2 separate regions of the Mus musculus genome follow, and region 1 is linked to region 2. The links are chromatin loops, found by intact Hi-C in ENCODE. Cell type or tissue: gastrocnemius. All regions are shown on one strand. Each heading gives the region's core, and the rest is flanking DNA. Links, peaks and the distances in the headings are about the cores only.

Evidence for each region. Peaks named below come from ENCODE experiments on the same cell type or tissue, not always from the same donor. Only the 100,000 strongest peaks of a DNase experiment are listed, where the experiment ranks them.
Region 1: a loop joins it to region 2, with 1.9 times the contacts of the local background. A loop is called at or near these places in 1 of 42 quality-filtered maps.

The regions. Positions count from the first base shown.
Region 1 is chr17:46,679,052-46,681,952 of GRCm38, reverse strand. It overlaps Klhdc3 (kelch domain containing 3), which reads left to right and starts at 1,023. Exons shown (of 12, transcript NM_027910.3): 1 at 1,023-1,251; 2 at 2,759-2,901. It overlaps Mea1 (male enhanced antigen 1), which reads right to left and starts at 832. Exons shown (of 4, transcript NM_010787.2): 1 at 748-832; 2 at 56-336. The coding sequence starts at 325. In gastrocnemius, for the core only: a CTCF peak has its summit at 1,694; DNase peaks (open chromatin) are centred at 1,000, 1,538, 2,436, 2,703 and 1 more place; H3K4me3 peaks cover 2,500 bases; H3K27ac peaks cover 2,372 bases.
Region 2 is chr17:46,750,444-46,753,344 of GRCm38, reverse strand. It overlaps Cnpy3 (canopy FGF signaling regulator 3), which reads left to right and starts at 1,131. Exons shown (of 6, transcript NM_028065.4): 1 at 1,131-1,372. The coding sequence starts at 1,222. In gastrocnemius, for the core only: no CTCF peak of the experiment used is centred there; a DNase peak (open chromatin) is centred at 1,077; H3K4me3 peaks cover 2,079 bases; H3K27ac peaks cover 2,371 bases.

The DNA of each region.
Region 1 (2,901 bases), core at 220-2,719, 71 kb after region 2:
ACAGCTGTTGGTACATTCCATCTCATCTGCTTAGTAACAGCATCCTCCACCATACCTGGATCCGATCTTGGATGTCAGCAGCTCCATCTTCTCCTTCACCCACTGGTGCCAATTCCACCTCTTCTTGTTCAGGGTCTTGATTGAGGGGCTGGTACGAGTAGCCTGCTGGGCCTGCTCCTGTTTCCTCCTGCTCTTCCTCGGGTTCTTCACTGCTCCAATCCCCAGTTCCTTCTGTAGGACCCTGATGTGGCCCTAAGTCCTCAGTCTGATTGGGGAAGATACGCTCAGGGCCCATGGTGTCTCCCCCTAGAACTACTGCTGCCATCCGGGCAGGGGCTGCAGGGACAGAAAGGCGGGATAGGGATGGGATGAAACCAGGTCTCCTTTCACGTTCAGCCACCCACTTCCCTCTCGCATGGAACTTGCATCTTCCTCCCGTCTCTCCTGCCTCCCTGTCTCAAGTTTGGGTTCTCATATTGAGCTGGAGCACACACGTCTTTAACTCGCCCGATTCCTAAATGAACCGACCACCGGAGGGTTTCACCTCTTCCTAAAAGCCTCTTCCCAGAACCTCGCCCCTCTCACCACGCCCCTCCTCTGGAGGTAACTGCTGGTCGCCAGGCTACCCACCATAGCGCGTCCCCGCCCCTCATTCCCTCTATTCCGGGGGAGTGTAGTACCGCCTGGCAAAAACCCCTTCAGGCCCAGGGTCTCCCCTTCAATGGCCCCAGCTACAGAGTCCCCTACCCGCCCCACTGATTCTCGGCGTTGGTATTTCCTCGCGCCTCACCCTCTCAGAGCCCACAGCCGGACCCGCACCTTCACTTCCGGCGGGGCAGGACATGCTGGGGCTCTTAGTCCTCCAGCCCCGCCCCGTGCCCGAGACTGACGCAAGCGAGGACAAGTCCGCCTCTTGCCCCGCCTCCGCCATCCCCTGCCCGGACCACAAAGAACTACATTACCCAGTGACCCTCAGGCGTGCGACGTGAACTGGTGTTCTGCGCATGCGCACAAACCGGCCCCGCCCACCCGCTCCCCATCTTTCGGCCCTGGGGTAATTCGTGGACTACAAGTCCCTGAAGCTGTCGGGCCGGCAATTCTCACTGCACGTGCGCGTCCCGCTGCCCGCCGGAAGGACGAAGTCTGGCAGTGTTTATCTCGTTGGGGACCGAGGAATCGGTTGGCGGGCAACGGGTTCTAGGCTGCTGGCAGCGCGAGGACCCGCGGCCCCACCCCGGCCCGGCCTGGCAGGTAGCCTGGGATGGGTTGGGGGGATGAGGAAAATTGAAGGGACAGGCGACGCCCATTGCCTACGGCTGGGGCCGCGCGGGAGGGGCTGAGAAGGCTGAGCTGGGGGTGGGGAGGGAGCTAGGGGGATGCTGGGAAAGAGGAGTGTTAATGGTCCGCGAAAGGGTTAGGGGAAAATGGCCTGGAGACGGGTGGGAGAGACCTGGTGGCTGGAGGAAGCGCTGAGAGAAGTGGACGAGTGGGTTCCGAAGAGAATCAGGAAGCTGAGCATAATGGCAGGGGGAGGGGGCAGTGTGGCGTCGTGGGGGAGGGGCGGCTGAGAAAGGTGGACTACAACCGGAGACCAGTCTCATTCACAGAGCGGTATGGTTGGCAGGGGATAAGAATGGCTTGCTTCCCTTCGTGAACTTAGACGAGTTAGAGGGCTCTGGTGTGGACCTTGAAGTGGTGGGAGGAGGAACTGCAAGGCTCTCGGGAAATTAAGAAGGGAAGGGGCGCGAGCAGGGAGGGGAAGCCGACCTCAGGGGCTGGGATGTTGAAAATGGCCTATTGGTGGGAAATGCTGGAGACCCAGAGATAACGTATAACCTCCTGCCTCCGAGTTCTCCTTAGGAAGATGGAGTCTTCCTCCGTCTGCCACTGGGATTGTAGTCTTATCTTTGTGCATTTTCGTTTTATCTGGACTTACTTTCAAAGGAGAGTAAAAGATATGAAGGAGGTTGATAGGCTCTCCACCACCACGTTCTTTCCTTTCTTTCTCTATTTTTTGTTTGTTTTTTTTTTTTGAGACAGGTTCTTGTAGCTCTGGCTAATTTGGGACTTACTGTGTAGACCCAGGTGGCTGACCTTAATTACACAGACATCCCCCTGCCTCCATGCCCCAGCACGAGTGCCTTGGACTTGGATTCTTAAGCTTTCAGTCCTCTTTCTCTGATAAGCAAAAATTGAAGAGCCTGAGTAATGAAGGAACAGTTTAACTTTTGGCTGCTGCTGTTTCACATTGAGAGAGATGGCTACTTAAAGTATACAGTGAAAGGTTGTGGGGGCAGTTGATTCATGAAAGCTGCGTCTGTCCCCTTGAAGGGAACCTCCTTTGCTTGAGGTGCACCCACCCCACCCCCGAGGTTTTTCCTCCCTGCCAAGGATTTTTGAACAGGAAGTGAATGATCACCCAAACCCAGCAGATGTCTCCTGGCAAAGGCATCGCTAGTTGCAAAAAGATTTGCCTGAAAGAGCTCTCAGATATACCTGTTATCACTAGGCTGGCCGGCTGTCTTTACAAAGCCGTGGCCCCTCTCATCTTTGGGGCTTTCTCTTGTCCTGCCCAAAGGTATTTTTGCTTTCTTTCCTCTTTCCAATCTACACTCCTACCCCATCTCTCCTCTAGAGACCCAGACAGGGGCAGGGCTGCTGGAAGTGGCGTGTTCGCTAACAATAGTCCGGCTGAGAAAGTTGAGGGCGCTCCTCCCTGCCCCCGACTCTCAGTATACACATACCTTTCTGGTTTAAGTTTCTAGTCCTGGCAGCATACGAGCCACAGCTGTCAAAGGAACTCCTCGTGCCTGTAGACACCCTGGGTGACCCCAGGGACAACGGATCAGCTTGACAAGAACGCTCTGTGAGGGGCTAATCAACCATGGTTACATGGAGTTC
Region 2 (2,901 bases), core at 122-2,621:
TGGTAGTCAAGTGCTAGGCAAAGATCTCCCAGTGAGCAACATCCCTAAAACTAGGGATTTCTTTTTTAATTCCATTAATTCATGAATTATTGATTTGAGCTTCCCAACAGGCAAACCTCGAGATGTAGGAGGATCACTCTTTGTTTGTTTTTCGAGACAGAGTTTCTCTGTGCAGCCCTGGCTGTCCTGGAACTCACTTTGTAGACCAGGCTGGCCTCGAACTCAGAAATCTGCCTGCCTCTGCCTCCCGAGTGCTGGGATTAAAGTCGTGTGACCATGCCCGGCTAAGAGGATCACTCTTATCTGTTTATTAATCTAGTTTTCATAAGGAGAAACGCAATTACTGGATATCTGGGCTGTTGTGAGGCCCTAAGTATCTATTCGAGTGAGTGGCTGCAATAATAAGCCTTAAAAGCCGGTGTCTAGTGAGTGCTTGCAACTTTATAAAGAAAGCCATGGTTAGGGTTGATGAGTTAGGTTAGTGACTAAAGAGGGCCACCATTAAGCCTTAAGGATCCAAGTTTGAGGTCCAGAACCAACATGGTGGAAGGAGGCAACTGATTCCAGTCGTCTTCCAACCCAAAATAAATATATAAAGACTTTTTTATTAACACCTTAATGGGGGTGGGGGTGCGGGGAGAGGACCACGAGGCCCGGTGTGGAGGTGCACTTAGAGGCAGCTGGATTTCTGAATTCGAGGCCGGCCTGGTCCACGCAGTAAATTCCAGGACAGCCAAGGATACAAAGAAACCCTGTCTCGAAGAACAAAAGACAGAAAACAAGAAACAAAACCATGAAAGATAGTCCGTTATCCAGGGCTAGAATGCCCAAGGCTGGTTCATCCAAGGTATGATGAAGGTTCACCCGCTAGGAACTGATGCTCCAGCTACTGAGCCTCCTTTAGCTGGCAGTGATATCGCTATAGGGCGCCAAAGCCACCATCCGCTCTCTGATTGGCTGAGATGGGAAAAAAAAAAGATAGTTCCTCTCATTGGCTATAAAGCAGACGCCGAGCGAACCCATTGGTTGCGTCGCCCGCGGGCCTTGGTCGGTTTCGCAAGCCGCTAGAGGCTACCGGGCGTGGGGCGGGCCGGAGCTCGCCGTTGCCGTGGTTACCCAGAGGCACGTGCGCAGTCCCGGAAGCGGCCGGGGGAAGCTGCTCCGCGCGCGCTGCCGGAGGAAGCGCCGCCGGGTCCGCTCTGCTCTGGGTCCGGCTGGGCCATGGAGTCCATGTCTGAGCTCGCGCCCCGCTGCCTCTTATTTCCTTTGCTGCTGCTGCTTCCGCTGCTGCTCCTTCCTGCCCCGAAGCTAGGCCCGAGTCCCGCCGGGGCTGAGGAGACCGACTGGGTGCGATTGCCCAGCAAATGCGAAGGTGAGGGGGCGGGGCCGCGGGGCGTAGCCAAGCCCGAGGGGCGGGAGGGGGCGGGGCCTGTGGGAAGGGTCTGGGCCTGGCAGGACCTGGGCTGGGGTCTCCTTGGCCCTGCTGTGTGCTTTGCGGCAATGCTGGGTGCTGTGACTCTCGGATAACCTGGAGATCCCTGCTTTTGGGCGAATCCGGGGGTAGTTGCTCATCAAGACTAGAGGTGGGGGTGGAGGGAAGGCTTCATACAGGAAGCCTGCTGCGAAATGAAGAGTTGGCCAGGGAAAGCATGGCGTGCAGAGGAACTCACTCCGCAGAAACCACAGAAACAGAGGCAGATGAGGAGGCCCTGCCGGCCTAGAAGCCAGAGGGCGAATTTGAGGAACTGAAAAGGTCCATATGACGTAGAAAAGGGAACCTGAAAATTTTCCCGTGGTGCTTTCACTACAACCTAATTTGTGTATGGTTTTGGCTTCTTGAGAACAGGTACTGAGTTGCAAATATTTATTGGCAGACCAAAAAAAAAAAGGGGGGGGGCTTTACATAGGATTATATGGAGGGGCGGTGAGTGTATGTGGAGAGAAGAGACTCACACTCAAAGGATCAAGAGGTCACTTTTTTGAAAGCATCGAGCGCAGAGGAGACTGAAGTGAAGGAGGTAGATTTTAAAAATCGAAGGACAAGGAACTGAGACCTCTCTTTTGCCCTGCTCATCATTGCTCAGTTTCCTCTCAGACCTTTGCAGCCATCGACCTTCTTTCTAAGTCCTCGAAGGCCCCCCTCCCCCGAGTATTCTGGATATCCATTTTATGCACCAAGCAGATGTACACAGGCCAGATGTTCCCTAAGCACTGGATGCTGGGCTGGTGGTTTGGGACACATTAATCCTCCCATTTGAGCTGTTAAATGTGTGGCGAATGGGGGCAGGGGACTCGGCTCAGTGGGTAGAGTGATTGCCAGAGGATCTGAGTTCAGATCCCCAAGACAGATATAAAAAGCCAGACGCTGCAATGTTTGTGCACCCCTGATCCCCGCACCTCCGCACCTAAAGAGATGCACAGGAGACCAGCCAGTCCAACCAAATGATCACGCTCCAGGTTCAAGTGAGAAACCTTGTCTGAAAAACAAAAGATGAAGAACAGTATCAGAAAGGAACTCTGGCCTCCATGTGCATATCCACATATCCACACACGTGTGTGCACACACACACTGTAACTACATAGGACTTTTTGTTTTTAAGTGAGACTCCCTAGAGTTAATGTGAGTTCACTGGAAGATACCTGTTAAAAGGTCTCACCTGTTCTAGGATGGTCCCTTACCTCCCCACCAGTCCTGGGCTTTTGTTTTCTTTGTTTTGTTTCTTTTCTTTTCTTTTACTCTTTCAAGACAAGGTTTCTCTGTGTAGCCCTGGCAATCCTGGAACTTGCATTGCAGACCAGGCTGGCCTCAATCTCAGAAATCTGCCTGCCTCTGCTTTCCAAGTGCTGGGATTAAAGGCGTGCGCCACCACTGCCCGGCTTCTTTTAAAGTTTTGTAAGGTT